2 separate regions of the Homo sapiens genome follow, and region 1 is linked to region 2. A link is a loop called in an ENCODE intact Hi-C map of the cell type or tissue named here. Cell type or tissue: GM12878. All regions are shown on one strand.

Region 1 (5,000 bases), 170 kb after region 2:
TGGGTATTCTCTTTTTTTCCCCAACTGGACAAAACAGTTTGGTTTTTGTGTTTATTGGCAATGCTGGAGAAAGAGAAAGAAGCCAGTAAGTAACTTTTAAGTGCTCCTTAGATACTTTGACCCTGTACTCACTAGTCACATAAAGAGCTGAGTAATATCGTTGGGCAAAACCACATGGGCAGATGGTTACTGAGCAAGTTTGAGGATGCCCCTGCTCCGGGTCACCTCTGAGAACGGGGGAGACTCTCATTCATAAGGAATGCTTAAGATGCAATCTTGTCTGACTCTAAGGGCCTGGACTATTTTCCCAGATCAACTTCTTACTAATATTCCAGAAAAACGTATAGATCCCTGTGTGAATGGAGCACATACTTAAAAGTAATGAAGCAAAATCTTAGAAAGTTGATATAGGAAATAAAGAAGTGCTTATCTATCACCTGGGAGAGGTGGGTGAAGAGATAGGCGACGCCAGTGAATTGGTCATATGAAATCCAGACCAAAACAAGAGACAGAACACTTGTTCCTCATGAGCTACAACAGTCTTGGAAACAAAATAGGAATATGTTGAATACCATATTTCATTTGAATTTGTGTAGTATGTAACTTTAAATGGCACGTGCATATTCATTATTGCCCATGAGCTTCCCAATTGTGAGGCAGATGTGCGGATGAGGAAGCTGCATCTCAGGAAGGCAGGAGACACGCCCTAGGTCAGGCAGGCAGGAAGTGGAAGAACTTGAACTCAAACATACTCCTTACTATTTCCTTCCAGGTCTCTCCTATATTTAATCATAAGAGAGATATGCAGAAATGGAGGAAAGATATAAACTCTCTAAATGCTAGTTTGGGAACTTTATATATAAACTAACTAATATAAAAGGAAAAAGAAATCACTTAGGTATAGAGCAGAGAAATCCGGATGGAGAAGGAGTTTTTATACACAGTGATTTCAAAGTCCAGTGAACTAATGGAAATAAAGAGATATTTTGGCCCTTATCAGATTGATGTTTGCAAACAAACACTCCAGGACTGGCATATATCACAGAAAGAGAACACGATGGAGTGCTAAAAAAATTAAAATACAATCTCATGCAATACTCATGTAAACAAAGCATTCTTTCACTGCTGAGCTTTGGTACAATTTTTTTTTTAAGTATGTGGGATGGAAAAGGAAGGGGAGCCCACACAGTTATTGCCAGGCCCAGAAAATCACATGCCATTTAAGGAGCAGAAGAAAGAAAAAGGAATCTCCATCATCCAAAAAGTGAGGAAGAAGACCTTCAAATTCTGCCGATGTTCAACAGAACATCATACTGATATTTTCACAGTACATACCTGACATCCATCTCAACTCAGAAATGGCAGATAATTTGAAAGCAGTGAGAATGCCCCCAACCTGTCTATTTATTTATGTATTTATTTGAAACAGGGTCTCACTCTTTGCCCAGGCTGGAGTGCAGTGGTGCAATCATGACTCACTGCAGTCTCAACCTCCCAGGCTCAAGTCCCACCCTCAGCCTTTGGTGTAGCTGGGACCATAGGCATGCACCACCATGCCCAGCTAATTTTTATTATTATCTGTAGAGACACGGTTTCACTGTGTTGCCCAGGCTGGTCTCTAACTACTCCTGGGTTCCAGAGATCCTCCTGCTTTTGCCTCCCAAAGTGCTGGGATTATAGACGTGAGCCACCGTGCCTGGCTCCAAGCTGTCTTTTTAATGCAGAGACATTCATATTCTTTTAAATCAAGGCCAATGTGACATCCAGGACAGAAAGAATACTCAGTAAAAGGAGGGAGAGAAGAGCTCAACAAGATTTGCAAATGACTGAGCATTTTCACTTGCTCTACAATATCCAACATATTAATCAGAAAGGTACTCAGAAATGCAGTGATCACTTGTGTTTTACAAAATGAAGAAACAAGAACAGAGAGAACAAAGCAGTATAAGAGCATTACATTGCTGATAAAGGACTATCGATTTGGAATGAGGAAGAGGAGAAGTAGATGGAAAAGTAAGCAAAGAAGAAGAAAAAAAAACTTGATGAGACGGCATAGAGCTGAGTTACAAAACAAATGCTGGAACAGATTACAGAAGAGGTTGCAGTAGGTGGAAGAGAGCTAGGTGATACCTTCAGTGGCACATGGGGCAAAATAGTCCAGACCCTACACAACAGGAGACGGTGGCATGGGCACAGAGGGTGCATTTGAAAAAAAGAAAATGGCATCCTTTTATTTTACTTCCAGAGGGTTTAACCCAGGTTTTCTTATAACTTGATAGTTAAGATACTGATAAGCTATGTTCATATTTAAAGTTTTGAAACGTGTATTACTACTTGGTCACTTTGAGCCCCTGCCTTCCTAATATGAGAAAAGACATCTGTAAATAATGCTTTACATAAAAAGTTCATACACTGCTGATGAGAAGCATTAAAAGATCAAGAATGTAAAGATCCTTGCACTGATTTTTATTCCTACTAAGAAGTGGGTGTTAAAAATGATGACTCAAACCAAGGCAGACAATTATTTGTTCTTATTTGTACATCGATTGCTCCAGTCCTAAATTTAGCACTGTCACTCTCCTTCTATCAACTAAATGTTTCATCTTTCTTCTAAAATATGATCACCCACTCTAAGACTTGGGAACTGTTTCATGAACAGACAACGGTTAGTTGGAAGCTGGATTATGTTAACCACACCCAGGAGCAGAGGACTAAATATGAAATCCCCAAAGAATGTTCCCATATATCTGTGGAAATGCGTGAAGCCCAAAGGAAGCACACCAGATGCCAGGAAGCCAGGGACCTTGGAAGATGTCACCCACCAGAGATGGCCCAGACTTATGGTGACTGGGAAACCTCACATCAGGAGTGCTTGATGACTCAGGCATGTTGTTTGCATGCTCAAATGCTGTGTTTCTTTTACTGCTAGGAGCCTGACCAGGAAGCATGAGGGAATTAAGAGGTCTAGAAAAGTGCCTTGATGACATCTGCAAAGATCTGCCCCCAGGAATGCCATGTCTCCTGAAAGCTTGGGAGCTATGAACTAGTTCTGAATAGAGAGGACAGACCAGTAAATTTAGTGATGAGGACAAATAGCAACTGGAAAACAGTGAAGTCAAGGTAGACAAGTTCAAATCACAAGGTGCTGGGTAGAGGCTGAATGAAGGAGGTGAAAACTGTTTCATGCTTTTCCCCCTCTTCTGGTACATTTGTGCATGAGGGAGCTGTCTAGGGGAAAGAAGAAATTCTGGAATGGTTTGCACAACATAATGATCTTTTCCAATGGGATCTGTAGGTGTCCCTCTCCTAAACTCATGCTTGGGGCTGGGAACACTGAAAGCCAAGTGGTCATGCATCAAGGGGAGGTCGCTTAGCGATGCAGCATTTCTTAGAAAAGTAGAAGCACTTGTAAAGATGCATGAGTTCATGCTCTTCCTGCCCCAAGGTCTACATGAATCTCTAAGGCCCTCCTGAATTGCAGTAATGGACAACTCGGGGCTTGTCACTTTGGAGACGTTGGGAGAAGACACACAAATGACCTTAGATCCTAACTCTCGAGTTGGGCTACATCCTTGGGAGTGAGAGTGCCTTGGAGATCTCACTATGGTCCTCAAGACTTCCTGAGGCTTCATTTGTTCTTCCAAACCAAGTCTAATAGGACAAGCTCGTCCATCTTTCTCCCATGGGTGATGCTCAAGCAGGAGTCTTGGTCTGGAATCATTAATTCCTGCAGGTGCTACTGACATTAGCTTTGTAGAGGCTAGTTTTTCAGTGGTCTGAACACCTGCCATGGTCAGGAGCTGTGGGTCTGGCTTAGCTGAGGATTTCAACTTGGCATGGCTAGGAAATGGTTTAGCAGTAGAGGAAGGTGGTGCATGCCTGCCAGCCAAGAAGCATGTCAGCTGCTGTTTAGCAGCATAGTGATTTTGCTTAGCTGGAAGAACAGGTGGATTATTAAGGGGTCGATGCTGTACCTGGGAGTAGGATCACAAAATTGAATTACTGATCTAAGAGAAAGAGGCAGATGTTAGAGACATAGGTAAATATGGATCATGTTTACAGATGTAAGGGAAAGTGATAAAAAATTCTTCATCACAAATCAAAACAATTTTTCCACACACTTAGTTTAACTTTTAAAAGAAAAAAGTTATTTTCACAAAAAAATACATGATCACTCTAAAGGATTTAAACAATATGTAAAAGTACAAAAAAGTTTTTAAAAATCCTTTTTTTTTTTTTTTTTTTTTTTTTACTTTCTGCTCCCATAAACCACTATCATTAACATTAGGACAACATTATGTCAAGTATTTTCTGTACATATGTCAGATAGGTTAGACAAATACAAAGAATTATTTTCATAAAAATAGGATCTTATGTAAGAAATCTGGTTCTAGTAATATTGCATTCTAGATAACTTGAAAAAAGCGTGAGCTATCAATATCTAAAGATTCTAGATAAAAATACAAAATAACTCCAAAACATCCTTTTAAATGACCAGCTATGATCACCATAAAATAAAGGAAATCACTAGATGCCAGAAATAATGATTGAACTGAAAACCAGCGTGTTATGCACATGACCTCACACAGTGACTCCCTGGAAAGGTTGCTGATTTGGTTGGGGTTATTTTGTTTGTTTGCTTTACCTGTCTGGCTATCACCCTTTTTTCCCTCCCATCCAAGCAGTTTTTATTAAAATAGCTCAACATAGTGCTAAGTTCCTGAAAATCCTTTCTTAGTCTAGTAGTTAAGCAAATGAAGGAAGTATGTGTAGAAGAAACACTAATGACCTCTGATCTTAAAAGTGAATACCACCACCACAAGTCTGAGGTCAACTGTGCATCTGCTGGTAGTATCACAGTGAACAAAGTTATGTTAGTGACAATGTTAATGATCAGCAACAGGGTCCAGGCATGGACAGGAACTGATTCTTCCTAGAATTCTATAAATCCTTAATCACATTATTCAACAAAAAGGTCACTAAAAATCCTCCATGCCACA
Region 2 (5,000 bases):
AGTCACTGTTCCCAGGCCTGTGTGAGTTCTACACATTATGTCCTTTATTCTTTCAGATGGTTCTTTCCCTGGCTTTAGGTAGTTTTCTTAAACACATTTACGTAATTTTTTTTTAAATTTTTACTTTAAGTTCCAGGATACAGATGCAGAATATGCAGGTATGTTACATAGGTAGACATGTGGCCATGGTGATTTGCTGTACACCCTCAATTCCCTTTGGATACTTGGAAAGCTTTCTCAAGGACAGGTGTAAACAGGCCCAGAATGCAAAGATTGGAATAAATACCTAACTCTTCAATACCCAGACACCAGCAAACATCCACAAGCATCAGAAACATCCAGGAAGCATGACCACACCAAATGGACTAAATAAGAGACTAAGGGCAAATCCCAGAGAGACAGAGACATGTAATCTCTCAGAGATTTCAAAATAGGTGTTTTAAAAGACAATGAAATTCAAGATAACACAGAGAAGAAATTTAGAATCCCGTCAGATAAATGTAACAAAAAGATTGAAATAATTGTTAAAAATCATGTAAAAATCCCAAAGCTAAAAAATACAATTGATAAATGGAAGAAAGCTTCAGATTCTCTCAACAGCAAAGTGGATTAAGTGGAAGAAATAATTAGTGACCATGAAGACAGGCTGCTTAAAAATATACAGGCAGAGGAGACAAAAAAGAATAAAATGGAATGAAACATGCCTGCTTGGCCGGGCGCGGTGGCTCATTCCTGTAATCCCAGGACTTTGGGAGGCTGAGGTGGGTGGATCACGAGGTCAGGAGTTCAAGACCAGCCTGGCCAAGATGGTGAAACCCCGTCCCTACTAAAAATACAAAAATTAGCCAGGTGCAGTGGCAGGCACCTATAATCCCAGCTACTTTGGAGGCTGAGGCAGGAGAATTGCTTGAAACCGGGGGGGTGGAGGTTGTAGTAGGCCGAAATCGCCGCATTGCACTCCAGCCTAGGCGACAGAGTAAGATGCCATCTCAAAAAAAAAAAAAAGGAAAAATGCCCACAAGATCTAGAAAATAGCCCCTAAAGGGCAGATCTAAGAGTAATTGGCCTTAAAAAAGAATTAGAGTGAGAGTCCAGGATACAAAGTTTATTTGAAGAGATAATAACAGAACTTTCCAGACCTAGAGAAAGATATCAATATTCAAGTACAAGAAGGTTATAGAATAACAAGCAGATTTAACCCAAATAATATTACCTCAAGACATTTAATAATCAAACTCCCAGAGGTCAATGCTTTCCTTCAACAGATAGTATTTATTGAGCACTTTTTGTATACCAGGCACTGTTCTGGATACTGAGGATGGAGCAGTGGGCAGTGAACAAAACAAACAAAATCCTTCTTCTCATGGAGCTGATACTTCAGTGGGAAGAGACAGGCAAGAAAAAAAAAAAAGGAAGAGGGAAAGCCGCTAAATGCTAAGTGTCAATAAATGTTAAGTAAAATGGGGGCAGAAAAGCAAAGACAGAAAAGCACCCTACCCCAATGGGGGTAGGGTGGATCTTGGATAAGATAGTCAGCAAAGGCCTCCATGGAAGGCCAAAATAAAAAGTGAGAATTGCTCTAGATTAAAAGAGACCCCTGAAACATGTCAACCAAATGCAAAGCGTAAGTCTTGATTACATTCTGGCCTTAAAAATGCAAACTTAAAAACATTTTTTTTGATGAAAACTTGGAAGATTTGAATATAGATTGCATATTAGATGATGGTGTAAAATTATTAATTTTTCAGGTAAGGAGATGGTATTGTCATTATGCAGAGGGTATCCTTTCAGGAAGTTTATGCTGACAGTTTTTGAATTGTTTTAGTGTCTGTAGTTTACTTTCAGATGGTTCAACACATAGAGGAAGAACTAAAGCAAATGTGGCAAAACATAACAATTGGTAAATATGATGAAGGTGTAAGGGTGTTATTACAGTATTCTTTAAAATTTTATGTATGTTTGAAATGTTTTCAAAATAAAAACTTGGCAGAAAAAAAGATGGAATTTAGGGTTGTTGGAGTCGATCTGAGTTTTCATCACCAGGTGGTGCTAAAGCTTTTCAAATGTAGTTAAATTAACAGCAAACAATCTGTGCTGACAGTTGCATATTAATTTAGGAAAAATTTGGGTGGGAGGAACATAGACTATAAATCAAGCTTTTTAAATTTGCCAATTTTACTCTTGCTTGCATTATTATATTTTACACAATTTGAAGAGGTTCAGCTATACGTTTTCTGGCTGTCAGTTTCCTTCTCTTCGACCTTTCTCATTTCCAGGCCCTTATTTTCTTCTCACAAAAGAGCTACTGTGATAATTCCCAACACCAGATGCCACTGTGATCCACACTGCTCACAGAGTAACCTTCGTGCAGCATTTCTGTCCCCTTCATCAGCTCCCTATTCCCCTCCAAATAGTTTCCACTCCTCAGCAAAGAATTTACAGTTTGATACCAATCTTCTTTTCCCAGTGTATCTATTATTGTTGCCTTGCATTAACCCTACTCAGGAGAAACATTGACTGCTGTCCTTTTTTTTTCAAATAAATGTCATACACTTTCTTGCCACTGACTATTCTGCTTTGTGTGTCTCCATACTCCCAATGCCCTTCTGCCTATTGCCAGTTCAAAATCTGACCTTGCCCATCATTGAAGCCTGAATTAAATATCATTTCCCTCATGACAATTTCCCCAAACACCTTACTCAGAAATATTCCTCTTTCTACAGCACTTTTAAATTTTCTTACCAAACTGATAACATTTTGTATTACATAATAATGTGTGTACACTAAATTATAAACACCTCCAAGGTAGGCAGTTTATGTTTATAGTCTTTGGATTGTGTTTAATATGATGTGGAATTTACTAAAGGTCAGTGGAATTGAATTTCAAGATTATTCAGAAGTAGTTTATAGTAGTGGTAAAAGTACTGACTAATTACCACCAACTGCCAGCCTTACTCTGGTTGTTCATTTCACAGATAAGCAATGAGAGGCCACCATAGTGAGAAACCAACCTGGATAAAGGATGTTCATGGCTTAGCAGCCCCACCTACCAAAAAAAAAAGTTATCAATTTGAAGTAAAATTTCCTTTCAATTTGAGTCTGTCAAAACCCTTAAATTCTTGAATGTCATTTGATCTATATATTCTTCTAGGTAAAAACATGAAAAGAATGATCAAAGATTTGCTTTAAGAATATTTCGTATATGTTACAAAATATGTTTGTAAAAGCTAAAAATTAGAAGCAGCCTAACCAACAATACAAAGTTGGTTAAAGACATTCTAATATATCCATACAATGAATTACTATGGAGCTATTAAAAATGGTGCTCGAGAACAATATTTAGTGGCATAGAAAGAGGCCCCCAGTGTTATTATAGGAAAAAAAATACACCATATTGTTGACATAATGCTTTTTAATAGAAGAAAAGATTTGCATAGAGAAAATACTAAAATTGATGGCAGAGATATATTTCTAGATTTGGAGATTGACCGATTTAAATTTTCTCTCTTGCTATCTTTTTTCCCCCTAAGTTTTAACTCTGAGCACCTATATTAAGCAAACAATAAAAATATTTAGGAGAGAAATTATATTCCTAATGTTATTCCATTGTGTACATTCATTAATGAAGGAAGGAATTTCAGGCTCTAACATTGTTACTTGGGCCTAACATAGAACCAGAGGATAAGAAGGCCAAATGATAACCCAAGAGAAGACAGTATCGGAGGTCAGAAAAGGTAAGAAAGCCAGGTAGAAAAAAATGAGGGTTGAAGAGTGGGGTTACCATGCTCAGGAAAGGAGGGAGGCGGGAATACAAGTAGGAGAGCTGTAAGAATCTAGTAGATACCAAGATTGTAATGAAATAGAAAGGTAACTGCATTTAGAAATCTGGGTCCAATATTTAGTATTATTGTTTATTAGATAGGTACTCTTGAGTAAATCATTTATGTTTTCAAGGGTCAGAAAATACCTTGAAGGTATTTTTATTCCCATGTTACAAGTGAGCAAAGTAGCCCTCAGAAAATATAAATGAGGTCATATATATACATAAGCTAGGGTTTCTCAGCTTTAGCTCTATTGGCATTTTGGGCCAGACATTTTATTGTGGGAGCTGAACAAGCACATTTGTATGGGATAATAAGTGATGATGTCAATTTTAATAAAGAGGAAGTTGCCCAGTGAGAAGGAAAGCAGGTGAGAGACATTTTGTAGTTAAAGAAACTAAAATTTTACCAATTTACATAAAATCTCCCTAAATACTCAGTGTACACATCTCACCAAGGAGTGTTTTCCCCTGGTAGGGGACTTTAGAGAACTCCAATACCTATAGTTGGCAGGCATATATGTCCCAGATCTATATAAGTCAAATCAAGCCACTAGCATATGCATCTTATGTAATAGATTTTAAGCTCAATCTTTTTCAGAATGGGGTCTTTTATATCTTTCCTGTCTATGCTGAGATGAATCCCAAGGGGGCCCAGATATGTATATGAGGATGAGTCATTGTCCCTGATATGGATAAGTGAAAAGGGTAGGGAAAAGGGTTTCTGACCCTGATAGAGCTATTTATGGGTAGGGAGGACTCTAATTCTTGAAATCATGATAGAATGTTAAAGTCTCCCGCATTTGGAGTATATGTTGTTTGCATTAATCCCATTTATTTTTAAAAGAAATATTATTACTTACATAGTTCACCCCAACTTTATTTCAAATTGGGACTATTAATTAAAATAGAAATTTAATTTTATGTTAATTTGAGGGTTACTTTTTTGGAAAAAAAAAGCCTTTCTCATACACAACTTAAACACTTGCATGCTTTTAAAGATAAAACAAGAACAACAAAAAAGTAGAATTTATTATGTAATTCTACCACCCAGATAGACCCAGTATGAATATTTTGGTGTATACCCTTTCAGAGTTCTTAAATTGGGGGTTCTGGATCCAGCCTGTACATTAGGTTCACCTGAAGAGCTTTGAAAATAAGACTATGTCTAGTCTCATCC

What was found. Peaks named below come from ENCODE experiments on the same cell type or tissue, not always from the same donor. Only the 100,000 strongest peaks of a DNase experiment are listed, where the experiment ranks them.
Region 1: a loop joins it to region 2, with 2.6 times the contacts of the local background. A loop is called at or near these places in 2 of 110 quality-filtered maps.

What each region holds. Positions count from the first base shown.
Region 1 is chr3:171,132,883-171,137,882 of GRCh38, forward strand. The region is part of intron 15 of TNIK (TRAF2 and NCK interacting kinase); the gene reads right to left. The region is part of intron 3 of LOC105374216 (a long non-coding RNA gene); the gene reads left to right. Among named protein-coding and RNA genes, the nearest start is that of MIR569, 29 kb to the left of the region's middle. In GM12878, no CTCF peak of the experiment used is centred here; no DNase peak of the experiment used is centred here.
Region 2 is chr3:170,959,689-170,964,688 of GRCh38, forward strand. No RefSeq gene overlaps it. Among named protein-coding and RNA genes, the nearest start is that of EIF5A2, 54 kb to the left of the region's middle. In GM12878, a CTCF peak has its summit at 2,038 (motif pointing right); no DNase peak of the experiment used is centred here.